Linked DNA regions of Homo sapiens: all the other regions are linked to region 1. Evidence: chromatin loops called from intact Hi-C (ENCODE). Cell type or tissue: A673. All regions are shown on one strand. Links, peaks and the distances in the headings refer to the core of each region. The heading gives the core; the rest is flanking DNA.

The links. A loop is a pair of places that touch in the nucleus more often than their neighbours do. Peaks named below come from ENCODE experiments on the same cell type or tissue, not always from the same donor. Only the 100,000 strongest peaks of a DNase experiment are listed, where the experiment ranks them.
Region 2: it touches region 1 in a loop (4-fold over the local background); 5 of 110 quality-filtered maps call a loop at or near these places.
Region 3: it touches region 1 in a loop (5-fold over the local background); 3 of 110 quality-filtered maps call a loop at or near these places.

The regions. Positions count from the first base shown.
Region 1 is chr6:8,127,807-8,133,673 of GRCh38, reverse strand. No RefSeq gene overlaps it. Among named protein-coding and RNA genes, the nearest start is that of EEF1E1-BLOC1S5, 28 kb to the right of the region's middle. RefSeq lists an enhancer at 2,283-2,332. In A673, for the core only: a CTCF peak has its summit at 2,233 (motif pointing left); a DNase peak (open chromatin) is centred at 2,213; H3K27ac peaks cover 1,035 bases.
Region 2 is chr6:8,971,110-8,976,976 of GRCh38, reverse strand. The region is part of intron 2 of LOC105374914 (a long non-coding RNA gene); the gene reads right to left. Among named protein-coding and RNA genes, the nearest start is that of HULC, 320 kb to the right of the region's middle. In A673, for the core only: no CTCF peak of the experiment used is centred there; a DNase peak (open chromatin) is centred at 3,246.
Region 3 is chr6:8,705,062-8,710,928 of GRCh38, reverse strand. All of the region lies in intron 3 of LOC100506207 (a long non-coding RNA gene), which reads right to left. Among named protein-coding and RNA genes, the nearest start is that of HULC, 56 kb to the right of the region's middle. In A673, for the core only: a CTCF peak has its summit at 2,852 (motif pointing left); DNase peaks (open chromatin) are centred at 2,838 and 5,118; H3K4me3 peaks cover 435 bases; H3K27ac peaks cover 980 bases.

The sequences.
Region 1 (5,867 bases), core at 269-5,268:
TTGATAAGAGCATATATCTGCACATTATTTTAATTTGTATTGCTTTATTTTTATGTGGTAAAAGGTGAAAGCTTTCTGTACTGCATAGCAAAAATACATTGTGAATTCAATTATTTTTGCATCAACTTTATTTTCAATACGTTAACTTTACAACATCTTGGCAGAAAAATTTCTTTAAAATGCATATCTAAAGCCTGAAGACTGGTCGCGGTGGCTCGCACCTGTAATCCCAGCACATTGGGAGGCTGAGGTGGGCAGATCTTTTGAGGCCAGGAGGTCAAGACCAGCCTGGCTAACATGATGAAACTCCATGTCTACTAAAAATACAAAAATTAGTCGGGTGTGGTGGCACATATTTGTAATCTCAGCTACTCGGGAGGCTGAGGCATGAGAATTGCTTGAACCCAGGAGGCAGAGGTTGCGGGAGCTGAGATCGCACCAGTGCACTCCAGCAAAAGCCTGAAGACAAAAGAAAGAAGACCAAGCTAGGGAACCCTGGGATCAATCAAAAACTCTTTAGGAACCCTGGGCAAGGCCCTAGGTCCTGTCACCTGAACAGGTCCCTCTGTCCTCCCAGGTTCTGTGGTCTTCAGGAAGGGTCTCTGGGCATCAAGAAGAAATTCTTTATGTTCTCATGGTTCTGAAGAGGAGGATCATGGGCTGTTGGCAAGTATGAACCATGCTACTCAGAATGGCACGTAAAAGCTGAAGGGAATGCCAGCATTTTGGGAGGCTGAGGCAGGTGAATTGGTTGAGCCTAGGAGTTTGAAACCAGCCTGGGCAACATGGCAAAACCTCATCTCTACAAAAATTACAAAAAGTTAGCCAGGCGTGGTGGTGCACACTTGTGGTCCCAGCTACTCAGGAGGCTGAGGCACGAGAATCACTTGAATCCAGGAGGTAGAGGCTGCAGTGAGCCGAGATCGCATCACTGCACTCCAGCCTGGGTGACAGAGCCAGACCCTGTCTCAAAAAATAATAATAAAATAAAATAAAAGCCAAGGAGACACATTTCAGTCAGATAATCAGCATCTCAAGCTGGTCAACTTCAATCCAGACCAGTGAAGGGATGGGGACAGGGGTAGAGGTTAAATTATGTTTCCCCCAAATTCTTATGTTGAAGCCCTAACCCCTAGTACCTCAGAATGAGATGTATTTGAAGACAGAGCCTTTAAAGAGGTGATTAGGTTAAATGAGGCCAGTGGGGTGAGCCCTAATCGAAGCTAACTTGTGTCTTTGTAAGAAGAGGAAATGTGGACATGGAAGGGGTAGCAGGGATGGGAGCACACAAAGGTAAGACCACATGAGGACAGAGTGAGAAGGTGCCATCTACAAGACAAGGACAGAGGCCTCACCAGAACCCAGCCCTGCCTGCACCTTCCTCTTGGACTTCCAGCCTCCAGAACTGTCAGGAAATAAATGTCTGCTGTTGACACCGCTCGGTCTGTGGTACTTCATTATGGCAGCCTTGGCAAACTGGGGATAGCCAGTTAACGACCCTGGGTCAGCAGGACTCTTCTTTTAACGAAATTTAAACTCGGAGAGCTTTATCTGATCCCCCGTGGTCCATGAAAGACTGTACATGATTCGCAGTAGTGACAGGAAACGCAGGCAGAGATGCCTTCTACCTGCAGTGAATTCCAAAGCACTTCTCAGCTTTTATTCTCGAGCTTCTCCCATACCAAACCTCCATAATTTGCTAAAACTTGGTGACTGAGAGACTGATTTGAAATCCCCTTTTCACCTGGGACTCCTTGATGGTCCAAATAGATGAAGGGCAGGTGGCAGAAAGGACACAGGAAATGAGAAGCTTGGAAAAGGCACTGCTTGGTTAATCAGCCCCTTATAGATAGTGCTGAGTTCGTAGTACCTAACAAGATGTAACGGAAGCTTATTGCATAGGAAAAAGGAGCTGACGGATTATTAGCCTGACACTCTCCATTTGCTAAACGTACAGAACAGATTCATTACCTTTGTCCCCCCGCCCCTTAACAGTATGGGTTTGATTGCCCTCTTGCCTACAGGTAATTCTCCATCAAAATTAAATCCGTCCGCTAGTTCTCAATTTTATAAACTATGCAGGCACAGGGAGAGAGGAGGTCGGGCGGAGGCTCGTGCTGGGTGGGAGGAAGGTTACCTTTCCCAGGGCCACAACGCCAATCCAAAATTCTTCTACTCCTAGAGCTCTGAAGATGCCTGTATTCACGGTCCCATAGTGACACCAGCTGGTCAGATTCCAAAAAACAGCTTAGATGGAGAGGAAATGGCTCAGCCCCCTGCACCGTGCTCAGATGATAAATATACAGCCCTGGCCTCTTGACACTCTGCCTGTTCCAGTTTAAATGACATATGCCATATAAGGCATAAATACATTTATAGAATAAATACACAATACAAAAATGTGTAGATACTTTGGCTGTTACAAGCTCCTCTTCTCTTCCCCAAAAGATCAATGACACTGTTGATGCTTAATTGTCAACCACCATTTTCCTCCCTAGCAATTACACACCCAGTCCTATGAGCTGGCGCAGACTAAATCAGGGGAGGTCCTTGCCAGTTTACCAAGGTAGGGAAGGTTCGCCATTGGGAGAGAGAATGAGGCCTGATGTTCAGTTTGTATGTGACAGATGGAGAAGACGGATTGTGAAGACCAAAAACACCTCTAGATTTGTCCATTTCAGAGCTGCTGGAGCTCCAGAGTCTCTCTCCTGTGAAGACTTCTTCCCCAAAATGCGGCCTTGGCGATGTATTCACGAAATATTCATTTTGGCTCCTGATTTTTTATTCGTCATCTTGTAGTCTTTTTCTTTTCCTTTCAGGAAAAGGCTTCTTCAAATTGTATAAGCTTCAGACTTTGAAAAGCTGGGATCCATACCTGCAATAATGTATATACTAGATGTACTGGTACAAACGTTGGATACCTACTATATCCTCAGCACTGTGCTGGGTGCCGGGACATGTGCAGGAAAGGAGCAGGAAGCTTCCTACTCGATCAGTTAACCACACCAGCACATAAAATAACTAGCCAGCGTTGCAATGCAATATGTAATCAAAGACTAAATTGTGTAATCCAAATTATGTGCACAGTAGCCTGGAAATTCACAGGGGGAAATAGAGGTTATTAAAGGATGTGAAGCAATTCTGGAATGCTTCACTGAAGAAGTTTTAAGTGGAGCCAGAAAAGTATGGGAGAAAGGAAAAAGAAGTAACTAATCAAGGGGGAGAAGGGGGAGTGAAAGCCTCGAGGTGGAAATGAGGTTGTTTTGTTTTGTTTTGTTTTGTTTTTTTGAGACAGAGTCTCACTCTGTTGCCCAAACTGGAGTGCAGTGGCATGATCTTGGCTCACCTCCACCTCCTGGGTTCAAGCAATTCTCCTGCCTCAGCCTCCTGAGTAGCTGGGATTGCAGGCTAATTTTTGTATTTTTAGTAGAGGCAGGGTTTCATCATGTTGGTCAGGCTGGTCGCCAACTCCTGATCTCATGATCTCATGATCCACCCGCCTCGGCCTCCCAAAGTGCTGGGATTACAGGTGTGAGCTACCACACCTGGCCAAGGGAATTCGGTCATTTTTAGTGAGGAAGAATGAGAGCAGCTTGACAGAACCAAGCTGCACATTGGAAAGTAGTGGGAGACATTGGACTGAATGAGATGGGAATCCAGCTACCAAGGACAAGGACAGCCCCTCAAGAATTTTGACTTGACTTTGAGATCTCAAGTGAGAAAAACCACACAAAGGTAACTCTGCTGGCATTTTACACAATGATTACGCACATTTTTCTAATAACTTGCTGGAAATAGAATGAGCATTGCAGCACCATCGGACAGGTGCCTTACTCATTGGAGATGTCTGGACAGTGCTGTGATCATCCTCGCCAGCTGCAGCAATAGCACCCTGGGTCCTGCAGCCAGAAAGAAGGATCTGATCATCACCTCGTCCTCATGCTGTGCTGAGGAGCCTTGGTGCACAACTATTGGCTCGTTTTGGGCAGGACAGGTAAGTCCCAGCTGCAGAGCTTATGACACACAATTTTTACCTAAACTTCTAACTTTTATCCACGATACCTACTCCCCTTTCACTGCCTTCCTAACTTCTTGGCTCTTAGAATGTCCCAGCTTCATGCTCTTTTTAAATACCTGTATAAGAAATCATGTCTTTAAATAAGTAGAGGGTGCTTTTCGTGTTACCATGTAAAGGTTTTGAAATAGCCCCTGAAAAAGACATAAATATCTCTCTTAGCAGCCTATCAAAATGCCAGACTTCTCGGCATTTCGTGTCATTTCCTGTGGATTAACCCAATATCAATGTCAAGCTTCTTGAAGACAGAAATGATGCCATTTCCTAGCATTTCCCAATGCCTCGAATTTGCCTAGCAGGTAGGAGTTGCTCCATAAATGTTTGTCGGATGGACCGATAGATGGATGGATGGGTGAGTGGGTGGGTGGGTGGATGGATGGATCTTTGGTTGGATACATTTAAAGTAAAATGAAACATCCTGGCTAACACGGTGAAACCCCATCTCTACTAAAAATACAAAAAATTAGCCGGGTGTGGTGGCACGCGCCTGTAGTCCAAGCTACTCGGGAGGCTGAGGCAAGAGAATTGCTTGAACCTGGGAGGCAGAGGTTGCAGTGAGCCAAGATTGCACCATTGCACTCCAGCCTGGGCGACACAGGAAGACTCTGCCTCAAAAAAAAAAAAAAAAAAAGTATAATGAGAAACTGGAACTATGTATGTGTTGGTTCTGATAGGCGTGGACCCATCCCATTGTCATTGTTGTCAGGATCTGGATCAGCAAGACATTGGCCAACTGGGACAAAGAGAAGAATAAGACTCAAAAACTGATGGGAAGAACCAAATACTACTGAAGACCAACTTCACTGCTCAAAGTGGCCTGGTGCCAGTCCTTTTCAGGAATTAAATGAAACTGCAGCTTCACTGAACCACCTCACAATTCCATTTGCAGACAGGAATGCCCCAGCAGATCCCAACAGGATGCTCACCCCATGGAGGGACAGAGTGGGTTGATCCAGCCCACTAATAATGCTAACATTTCTACAGCGCTTTCTTAGGTGCCAGGCTCTGTTCTAAGTGCTCTACTTACATTAACTCCTTTAGCCCTCATGACTAACTTTACAGGTGTGTAGTACTATTTTAGAAATAGTCCATTTTACAGTTGAAACGCTGGAACACAGAGATGTGAAGTAGCTTCATCCAGGCTACACTCCTAGTATGTGGTAGGGAAGGGAATGCCACAGGGAGCCTGGGCTTTGATACCAGGCTTTTCCCCATCTGCCATGCTGCTCTTGGGTCCCAGCTAAGGGTAGAACAAAGATAGAGGGCCTCGGGCCAGGCGCAGTGGCTCATGCCTATAATCCCAGCACTTTGGGAGGCTGAGGTGGGCAGACCACGAGGTCAGGAGTTCCAGACCAGCCTGGCCAATATAGTGAAACCCCGTCTCTACTAAAAATACAAAAAAATTAGCCAGGCATGGTGGCGGGCACCTGTAGTCCCAGTTACTCAGGAGGCTGAGGCAGGAGAATCGCTTGAACCCTAGAGGCGGAGGTTGCAGTGGGCCGAGATCGTGCCACTGACTCCAGCCTGGGTGACAGAGTGAGATTCCATCTCAAAAAAAAGAAAAAAAAAAAAGATAGAGGGCCTCAAGTACACAAAATCACTGCACATCCAACCACACCTGAAGCCAACTATAGCCAAGAATCACCAGGTAAATGTATTTTTCCAACACCTACACATAAGCTACATTCTCAAAGAGTATTTTATAATGATTCCTTCAAACAGGTAATATTAGTAGTTGGTAGTCAGTGCAAGTTTGGAACTAAGCTTTCAGAAATGGGAATTTTTAAACCTT
Region 2 (5,867 bases), core at 422-5,421, 840 kb before region 1:
AATGTTTAAAATGCTTATGATTTAACATAATGAATAAGCTTGATAAAAATTTTACACATAATATTAGTTCAGTATTTAAGAACATGCATGAAAAGAAAATGACCAAAAGGACTTAAATAATTAGTAGCTTTTAGGTAGTCCAGAAAATCTCTGCTCTTGTTTTACTGAGTTTGAGTATGAATTAATTTCTCTTGTCCTTTCAAATACTTCCGTCATGTGCTTGCCATTTTTATGATGAAAAATAAATAGATCTAAAACTGACTTATAGAATATTTTCAAAACTCATTAAAAACAATATAGATTCCAGCATTTCAATCCCAACATTTCAAATATTCGTCTATATTTGATGGTCAGAACACCACAGCTGCCTGTTTTTCCTTCTACTTCTCTTACTACTGCTTCTTAGTATTCCTATTGGTAAATCCTATAACTATTCTTACTTGGTAAATGCAATTACCCCAATTGCCTAATGTAGGAGTATCTCAGAGGTCAATGTTTAGACCTCTTCTTTCTATCTACATTCACTTCCTTTTTATGGCTTTAAATAACTATATGGTGATAACTTCCTAACTCCAGGCTTAAATATCCATATATTCTCAACATATCTTTTTGAACCCCTAAGGGACATCTTAACCTTAACTTGTCTAAAATAGAAACCTTGATCTTTTCTCGCCCCACAACCAAAGGTCTGCATCTTTTGCAATCTTCTCCACTCATTTATTTTCTCAGGAACATATTTATTTTTTTTATTTTTTTGGTTTTCATATTAAAACTCAACCTTGTGTCTCCAAAGCAAAATATCTCAAAAATCAGGCCATTTCTAAGGACTAAGCATGTAGTTATGAAATCATAGGTGTTGAATTATCTCACACTTGACTTGCGATAAATGTGAATTCTTTCTCGTTTCAGAGTGGTTTCTAGGAAATATTATAAATGCTTTTCAGAAAAGGGAATTATTATTTTAAAAGCTCAGTGCCAGGGCTCTTTATGTATCCTTTGGAGTGCATATGCAGAAGAGTCTTGGGGGCCAATAAAATGCTCTTTAGAAGGCACATCTTCTTCCTCATGCTACTTATTTTTATTCATTCATTGATTTAATAACTATGACATGAGCACCTACACTTTATCAGGAATATTTTTCTGAACACTGGACAGTCAGGAATGAACAAAGCATGCAAAGTTCTTGCCTTCACAGAGCTTATATTCTAGTGAATAGAACAGATAGAAATCAAATAGGCAAAATGAATATAAATTATAACAGGCAATATAAAAGTGCATGAAGAGGATACTAGTTATATATCACTGAGGAGGGACATTTTGGGCAGAGACCTGAATGAACAAAGATTTAATTTTTTATAATACAATTCACAATACTGTTAAATTCACCTGCACGGCTCACTGAATTTTGGCAGCCCAACTTCATGGCCAGTGTTGATAAAAATATTTGAAGCTGAGTCTTTTGGACCTTAGATTTGCCAACTTACATGATAGTGTATAATACCTTCCTAATTTGATACAGAATGATAATGTTTGCATTTCACTCAAACTCATCTGAATTATATTGGCTCAGAGGATCCTGCTGAGCTAGAGTGACCATTTCACTGGGAGATGCTATTGGATACAATCCAGATTGTTTCATTTAGCTCAAGAGTAATTTCCCTTTGATTTGACTTGGAAGAAATACTGGTCAACCAAGCTCAGAGCACTATGATAGCAATCCAAAAGCTGAGAAAATAAAAAAGACTATTTTTTAATCATTTTGCTTGATAAACTATATATCTTAGAACTCTGAAGTAACTCTGAAGTCAGAATATTAGGAAACTATGCTGGACCTTTTGAATTAAACTTCTAAGCTTATGTATTCCATAAATGACACAGAAGAGAAGGATGGCTTAAACACCAGAAGAAGGAAAATTAGGAAAAAGTCATAGGAAAATTATGATTTAGAAGTCTAAATACACACATATCTGAGTGTGTGTATATCCTCACATACACAGACGTATATAAACATGTACACACACATAATGTTTGTAACATATCCAGTCATTCATTCAGTCACTGAGCACCTATAATACTCATGTCATGCTTTATTATAGAAAACTGGGGTATTTTCGTGAATCAAAGGAAGATCCTCTCTCTCATGAAGTTTATCTTAGAGTAGAGCAAAATAGACAGTACTCAGTAAACAACAGATATAATAAACCAATGCATTATTTAGCACATGAGATGATAACTGCAATAAAAAAAGGAAAACTAGGATAGGAAAGGAAGATGAGGAGTATTAACATAAAGGATGGGTTATGTGTTCAAACAAGGTAGATAGGGCAAGGAATGATGAAAGAGTATGAGGTATGTGGCAAAATATGTAGAATGCATTTAGATGTGTAATATGAATATGTATTTATATACAAAATATATTTCAGGTTGACACATACATATATGAGATGAATACATACAGTAAATACATATATATTCATAAACATTTCTATTAAAATATTTTTCTTTAAGTAATAGTAATCTTTCTTACATGTATTTTCTAAATAAAATATTCCTGATATTCACTTGAAGACATTTAATATTCTCACAGATGAACGGAATAATAGATATACATATGTAAGTAAATATATTTGCAAATTATTTCTTAAACATGCTGTTTATTGCTTAATTTTAAAGGTTAAGTTCATTTTTCTACATGTAAATAGCAAAGACCTGGTTACCGATGACGTATACCTGCCTTTGAAATTCAGGTGTCACATTCCTACCTTTAGAGACAATGCATGCATTTTTACAGTTAATAGGAGTACTTGGCCAGGCAGAAGATATGTGTAACCATTATTAAAGTCATTTTATCGAACACTAGTTTTCTTCACTGCCTATATTTAGCAGATAGATATAAAGGACAGAAATGTAGAAGATAGCAGCATCAAGCTGATACAGGAAGTCTATAACACACATGGCTAAAAAGTAATTATGCTAAGATTGAGTCAAATAAAATAATATTTTGTCTTTGGTTTGAGGTTTGTAATCTTGGCGTTCACTTCTCTTCATTGCCTCATTTATGTTGGGTAACTATTGCTTGTGTTGATGATATAACACATGCTGACACCAAATATCAATGCTAGGTAAATCCAATTAAGCCCAGAAGCAAAACAGCTGGATTAGCAGTGCTTGCATAAATTATTTTTCTCCCATTTACTTTGTTTTTTTGCAAATGAGCCTTTAAACATGAAAAATTTGAGCTATCAGTGTCCCCATTCCTTATTAATATAAGAAGCCTAAAATAAAACCTTTAAAAGTAAGTGTTGGAGGTTTCCTTTTATGCTATTAATACAAGTGTTATGATTAAAGCTGCAAATGAGCATGCCTATTTTCTATATGGACTTCCTGTTTGTGAAAGAAGCTTATCAGAAGTGCATTTAAAGTGTATCTTAATAAAGAATTTCCCCCTGAAGGCTAAGAAGCTATATTATTTTTACCAGTTTTGAGTTCTCTTTTTTCCTTCTTTATCCAGAAGCATAAAGTCAGTAAATGACATAAAAACAATTTAACTAGTTAGGTTTTCAGAATAATGGATTTGCTGCTGTTAAATCAAAATACAAGGTAAAGTCATACATGAACAAAAAGGTATTTTGTCTCTTTCATTAAGAGCCATGAATAAGTATCTCATTACCTTTGTAAATATTTTGATAAAAACCACAAATTTTGATTAGTGTGATATTAACTGCATGATAAATAAAGATATATTTGAAATGTAAAAAAGAGTGAAAATGTAAATTACATTTTTACCTTACTGCTAGATTTTTAAAAATCCCTTCGTGGTGGGCAATAGATTCCTTTGTTTAAAAAATTATTGATTGTGAAATTTATGAGCTATCCTGATTTAATTTGTAATAAAGCTCTTAGTTTTTTGCATACCCTTCTTTGGTATGGATAAGAGAAACTTCTTTTAAAAAGCTTGCTGCTTACTTTCCAATACCGACTTTTGAATTATTCACTTCAGAATCCTTACATCTCTGTGTCCACCACCCTCCATTGTTAGCGCATCAGCCTTACCTAATCACAATCCAACTTACATGCTGAAAAGTCCACTTACACCAGATCCCCCAACTTTATGAAATTTCTGCCTTTGCCCTCCATCTTTAGAGACACTATTAAGACTCAAGTAATGCAGTGATTCCCTTTATTGAAGTCAGTATTTCTTTCTCTTTTTTTAACTGTAAAAATCTGTCTCTACTGAGAAGAAATGACCACCTTCAATTACAGTGTATATGTCACTGAAAAGTATTTAAATGAGAGCAGGATATAATATTTGACAACTTTAAAAATCTATTATCAGATTATAACAGTATCAGAAAAAATATAGTTTTGTGATATTAAGGTATTAGGTTATTAAGTTTAGAATAAATCAGAAAAAATCTAAAAAGAAATTCAACCAACTGTAAACCCACTTGACACTTAGTGAGTCTGCTTTTATTTGGTTAAATAGAAAATAAATCATAATTGAAGTCTAATTATTAAATCTTCAACAAACAGTATTACAGAAACACTGTTTTGTTTTGTTTTTATTCCACTGGAGGAAGAACAAAAGTAAAACTTTCTTTAAAGTTCTTCAAAATTTTTCAGGGAAGAGGTATAATCAACCACCCATTTTCTACTGCAAATTAAAGTATATTGTTATTCCTGCAACTTAAGGTGGGTAATTTTTTTCACCTTTTTTTATTGAAAGGAATCCTCACATTGATAGCTAAAGCTAAGATGAAAAATCAGCATTTTCATGCCAAACAGTGAAAATTCAAAAATGGTTTACATAGTTTTCAAATACACTCTATTCTCAAATCCTTTCCAACATGAAAGACACTTTTTGCAGGGAGAAAATGATCATTTAATTTGGCAAAACACAGAAATTTCCAGCTGAGGCACATTAAAACATTTTTACAATTGCCCCAAAGGCAGAATATTTTTACAATTTCTTTTCCTATAAAAATCTGTCTCTACTGAGTGGAAATGACCAAGTTTTCCCTGGAAAATGTTAGCACAAATACATAAATAATTTTTGCCTATCCAAAGCCTTCATAAAATGGCTTCTATCCAGTTTTACCAGTAAAGCGTAATGTTGATTTTCTTTATAATTATTATTTAGATTCAAACAAAATCTTACTGGTAAATTAACCATTGATAGACTAAGTCTTGGTTATATTATTTTTATAAAGAAATAAATTACTAGTATATGTGCTTCTAACAAAAGTTAATAATCCTGTTTGGCTATGTGTTTAATTTCAGATAACTTTCACACTAAACTTATATAGGAGCAATGTTTATGACAAGATAGGAAAGTTCACCAAGAGATGAAAACTATATAAAATAAAAAAGTCAAATAGAAATGTGAGAAATGAAAAATAAAATATTAAAGATAAAGAATTTTTTAGAGGCCTATGAATAGGGTAGACAGAGGGAAAGAATCAGTGAACTTAAAAGTAGGACAATAGAAAATATACAAACTAATATAAAAGGAGAAAAAAGTGAAATAAAAATACAAAGTAGAAAACAAAATAAAAACGTAAACATAAAAGTGAAATGAAAGCATATTGTTCCCATGTTCTGTGGAACAATAGCAAATAGCCTATCTAGCAAATCACTGGAGTTTCAGAATTAGAGGAGAAAAAAGAATGACTATGATTTCAGCTAAAACGCTCTGAAGTGTGAAATACTTGGAAGTCATCACCCTTGTCCTTACAACAACAAAAAAAAGCTGTAAAAACTGAAAATCAGCAACTTTTCTTAGGTTCATCAGAGAATAAAGGTAATTAGAAAAACTGCCACTCCAAAATTAAGAGAGACAAATGAAGTAAATACATCAGCCGAGATAT
Region 3 (5,867 bases), core at 605-5,604, 580 kb before region 1:
AATGTTTTAATCAGGAGACCAAGTAAACCAGATTGTTGCCCTCCTTAATGTGGGTGGGCCTGAACCAATCAGTTGAAGGCCAGAATAAAACAAAAAGGCCAACTTTCCTGCTAGTAAGAGGAACTGCTCCTGCCTGACTGCCATGAGCTGGTACATCAGTCTTTTCCTGCCTTCAGATTCAAACTGAAACATTGGCTCCTCCTGGGTCTCAGGCTGGACGATCTTCAGACTGGAGCTACAACATTCGCTCTCCTGGGTCTCCTGCTTGCTGGCTGCAGATTTTGGGATGTCTGAGCCTCCACAATCATATGAGCCAATTCCTTGTAATGAATAAATGAATGATTAAATAAACAAATAAATAAATAAATACTATTGGTTCTGTTTATCTGGAGAATCCTGACTAATGCAAGCAGTGTTACCAATCTTTACTTAACCTTTCTAGCCATTCGTTTCCTCATCTGTAAAATAAGAGGCGTTGCTTAACTCTGAGCTTCTTTCAAACATCATGTAGTTTTCTAATTCTGTAAATGCCAAGTCAAATGATCCTTTTTATCTCTGGCTTTTATGGGATGAGAGCTTACCTTATGCCCCACACTGGACTGGTGGGTGTTACATGTATCTGCTTATCTCATCTCACAACAAGCTGGGGTGTTATTATTTCTTATTATTATAGGTGAGGACACAGAGACATTCAGTAAATTTCCCAAGATCTCAAAACCTGGAAGAGCCTGGGAAAGAACGCAGACTTATCGCCTTAGTAAAGTTAATTAAACAAACAAACAAACAAAAAATGAAATGAAAAAACAACTTGAGGAAAATATAAGAAAGTGAAAAGTAGTGGAGTTGGGAAGTAACTTCTTGATACTTAACCATAATTCACTAGGTCAATCACTCTCAACTTACTTTTCCTCCAGATTAACTTAGGTACTTCTCTCTCAAAAGAAGGTTCCAGTTTTAGGATGGTTATGACCGTTTTGTTGCTGTTGTCGTTTTCTGTCACCCAGGCTGGAGTGCAATGGCGCGATCTCAGCTCATTGCAACCTCCGCCTCCCGGTTTCAAGCCATTCTCCTGCCTCAGCCTCCTGAGTAGCTGGGATTACAGGTACCTGCCACCATGCCAGGCTTATTTTTGTATTTTTAGTAGAGATGGGGTTTCACCATGTTGGCCAGGCTGGTCTTGAACTCCTGACCTCAAGTGATCCACCCACCTCAGCCTCCCAAAGTGCTGGGATTACAAACGTGAGCCACCACGCCTGGCCCATGACCATTTTTATGCCCACTCTACCCCTTCAAGCTTTGACCCCAATCTCACTTGATAAACAGAAATTCTGCCTGTTAAAAAGAAGAGGTGAATGTGACTTCTGGCAATACTTTATTCTCATGCTTCTATTTCTCTTGTCCTGAAAATGTGTCTCCACACCTGGTTAACCAAAGCACTGTTTTAAGTAATGAATGAAAATATATGGGCATGTGAATGCGCATACACAGTATGTGTGTGGAGGCTTGTGTAACATTCTATTCTTCTCCTCTGAAGCATATTGATGAAAATGAGTGTTTTTACAGGTAGTCTTAAATTTTCCTGCACTTAATTGTGTACACAGTATATTTTGAGCAGACTTATCTACTTAATTTTGTTTGACTTAGAGTATTACTAGTGTTCACTATCCTCTTGAATTATTTCGGGAAGTGGAGAGAAAGTAATTTTGTTTGAAAATATGCCTGCACTCATCAACATATATGTAATAATAATGGCTAATATTTGTTGTATAGCAAACTGTATTATAATGGCAATATTTATGGTATAACAGGCTCTATGAAGCAAGTACTTTTATTATCCTCATTCTACAGTTGGGAAAACAAGATCTTATGGAGGGTTAAGTAATGTATATTATATCACATAAAAGCTGAGATTTAGCTAGTCTAGAAATTATACCTAAATTAAGGGAATGTAGTTTTCAGATAGGTTCAAGAAGCAGAATAATTACTAACTTTAGGATACACTCATTATGGACCCTATTCTGATTCTTCAGTGACTGCATGCGCAGCAAGGATCCTCTAACCTCTTCTCTATGAAATAGAATATTGTGTAAAACAAATGTTTTATGCTACTTCTTCTGTGCTTAAAATACACCTGCGTGTTATAAGGTGTTCTAGAGGGATCCAGGTTTACCAGGTAACTGTAGATACCAAATCCTGCCACTGTCAAGAGTCTTTAATAGAAGAGACACCCAAACCTGCTTCAACACTGCCCTATTTTCCATGATTTCTTAAAGATTCTAAATAGAATCCATCATTTGATAAGCCATGGGGAATAGTGTACTTTCAGATTGAGCAATTCTCCCATGAATAATCTAATTTGCTTTTCAGTTTGGAAACTCCCTCACTCACTGCTTCAGACTTTTAAGGGGTTTAGGATAGAAAGGAAAGGAAAGATTAAGTAAATACCTGAAGCAGCAACAACATTTTGGATATATCAAAGCTTCTACTTATTAGATTTAAACACAATGAATTTCCCAGAAAGGCAAAGAGGAGTGGCTCTAACTATGCCAGGGGGAACAGGAGTGCCAAGAGACCTGAGTGGCAGTTTGCTTGGCTCTGTGACAATGATTTTGCTCAAATGCTCCCCACCTTGCTTCCGAGCAGTGCAACAGCCTCGGTTCAAACAAAGCACTTACACAGCCTCACCTGTGGGTTGCCAACACCTCGCAGGGTGGAATCCTGGCTGTCAGACAAAACTCCGACTGAAAGTTCATTTCATAAATGCTTCCAAGTCAAAAAGCCATTTTTACTGGGCTGGTTTCAAGCATATCGCTGCCAAGACTTAAATTTCCCATCTCACACTGCCATCTACTGTCTAAGGTCCAGTGCTCTTAAAAAAAAGAAGAAGGAATGATACACCAAGCTTTCCAGGAGTCCAGGGCATTATTCGTGGATGCTCTTTTCAGAGTCCCTCTTGAACGGTAATCAAGTCTGATTGCTTTTATGTTCACCAATAACGCTATACTTCAGAGTCATATGAAATGCATGTGGACCAAAACCACATGCATTTGTGTGTGTGAACTCATGTGAGAAAAAAAAAATATAGTCTGTTTTAAAAGAATTGGAACCACCATTAGTTAGTATCCAGGGGAAATAGACCCAAGAGATCATGATTGAGAGTCATTGCCTCATTGTTTTAATTGTAGAAAAACAAAGCTGTCTCGAACTGACTGGACTTCATTGACATTAATGTGGTCTCATCCTACTAGACCTTGGCAGCTAACAAGAATCTTGAGAAATGAACAGTCAGGACTAGACAATGTCAGGATGCCCATCCAAGTCCAAGGGCGCCTTCAATCATCGCAGAACACTGATCCACTGCGGGCCTTGCATGTGCATTTCCTCCTTCCACCACTGATCATTTCCCCAAGACCAGGCTCTTTCACTTTTAGATAAATTGGCCCAAAACCCAGTGCTTCACTCTCTCCTTCATAGAGGGAGGGAATTCCCAGTCATCACTGCCACAAAAAATAAGCATTTTTCTGATATAACTGTATTTATCATTTATCATGCACCATCAATTAGTTGTTGTTTTGTTTTTTAAAGGGGCAATGGGAAGTCATAAACAAGTCTTGTATTAGAACTCCAAAGAGCTAGTCTTCATCATGACTTTGGCACTTAGCATAAGGATGCATGACCTTGGATAAGGCACTTGATGTCTGCAAACCTCAGCCTCTGTTTCTCTATTTGAAAATGGGGATAATAATTATTTCCCTTCCTGCCTTATAGGTTGAAAGAAAATAATTTAAGTAAGCTATACAACTTGAAATTTGCTAAGAGGATATATCTTAAGTATTCTCACCACCTCCTCATCGAAAAAAGAAAAAGGAAGAAAGAAAGAAAACTATCTGAGGTAATGGATATATTATGAGCTTTATTGTGGTGATTATACATATATCCATCAAATCATGAAATTGCACACCTCAAATATTTAGTTTTTAGTTGTCAAATAAGTCAATAAAATTTAAAAACTTACCAAAAAAGCTACACAGAAGTGAATGATCATTAATATTAACACTGTAACTTAACTCTGCATGCATATTTTTCCATTTAATTTAAGTGTCACTTCCAGTTGCACCTAGAATCTAAAGCTGTATCTTTCATGCAGCTGAAACATTTGTTGAATGACAGACTGATAGATTGATAGTCTCTGGAATTTCCTAGGAAATTCCACCTATCTACACGGAAGCACTTAAGTTCTCCAGAGAGCATTTACATTAATTGTCCAACTTTAAATAACATCCTGATAAATAGAAAAGAGCTCACACAGGGCAAAGCGAGATGTTTTTAATTGAAGTCCTTGTGGTACTTTTACTATTTTAATTTTCAAAAAGCATTTGCACTGCTATCAAATGTGTTTTTGAGAAGGTATACAAAATAGAACAAACTATAAGATAAATTTATTTGCTTTAAGTTGGAAAATAGCAAAACTTTCCTCGCTGAAAAACCACAACTGAGCAATAAGGGAAAAGTCAGAATTTCCAGAGAAGTAAAACTAAGACTTTTAGGCCACCCATTACAAAGCAAACCATTTTTAAAACCTTAAAAATAGCTCATTAATATATTTGTAAAAGAACACCACATACTAACAAACAAAAATAATTGTGTGCTTGGGTGCGGGGTGTGTGTGTGTGTGTGTGTGTGTGTGTGTAAGTATATGTAGGTTCCGAATATTTCAGGAAATAAGGATCTATGTTGATGTATGTAGATTCATTTCTTTCCATTTTGATTATAGTCACATATTTTCAAGATACTATGCATTAAAGTTAGAGTCAACAGCCATGAGATTGACAGAGCAAAAGAATGGCCTTTAATATGTTCAAACTGATGTCTCTGACTTAACACCACCATGCTTCTTGCTGAAAATATGTACTAAATTCATTCCTATTGCTTTCCCTTTAAACTAGTGAATTCTACTTTCCTTACCATTAATTAAGTCTATATACCATATAATTTAAGTAAGTTCATCTATGAGACTTTGGAGACACAAAATAGAGGAAAACCACAGGAAGCCAGCAGGAGGTCAGAACAATGCTTAGAGGATTATTCTGGCACAGGCTTTCCCTAAAGGGGTCAGCTAGTGATCTAAGAAGGCACCACTCTGAGCTTTGCAGATGCGAGACTGAATCCTGCACCTCAGAACTACAACTGGGTTAGTTTTTACTCTGGACTTGGTAGTACTTTCAGATGGAGGAAATCTGCCTTGGGGAAGAGGGTAGAGCAGTGTCTGTACCAGGCGTCTCTCACATTACAGTGTGGGCCTTGGACTCCCAGGGAGGCTTGTTAAAACATAGGTTGCTGGAGTCTCTGCCCAGTAGGCCTGGGGAGGGGCCTAGTATTTGTATTTCAAGCAGCTTCCCAGGTGGTTTTTTCCCAGGCTGATTTTCTTATATTTCTCTGTCTTCTTTTTTAAAGAAAAGGGAATCTGTCTTTTATTTCTAAGGCACCACTACATGGCCTAATGTTCACTGGCACATACTAGGAGCTCAATAAAAGTTTGTAGAATAAATGAATGTTTAAGTAAATTTAAATGCATAAAAATATAAATGAATGATGTAATCAACTAAAGTTCTATGTATGCTGGAAAAATAAATATAGATGTATACTGGAGGAAGTTCCAAACATCTTTTGAGTACCTACTATGTGTCAGGTGCTGTGCTAAAGAGCTAGTTATATGACAGTAAAAAAAAAAAAAAATAGATTCCATTTGGATCATCATTTAGTTTGTAGTCAAGTGGAGAAGATATACAGCTATGCATCACTTAGCAACAGGGGTATGTTCTGAAAAATGTGTCCTTAGGGAATTCTGTCATTGTGGGAGCATCATA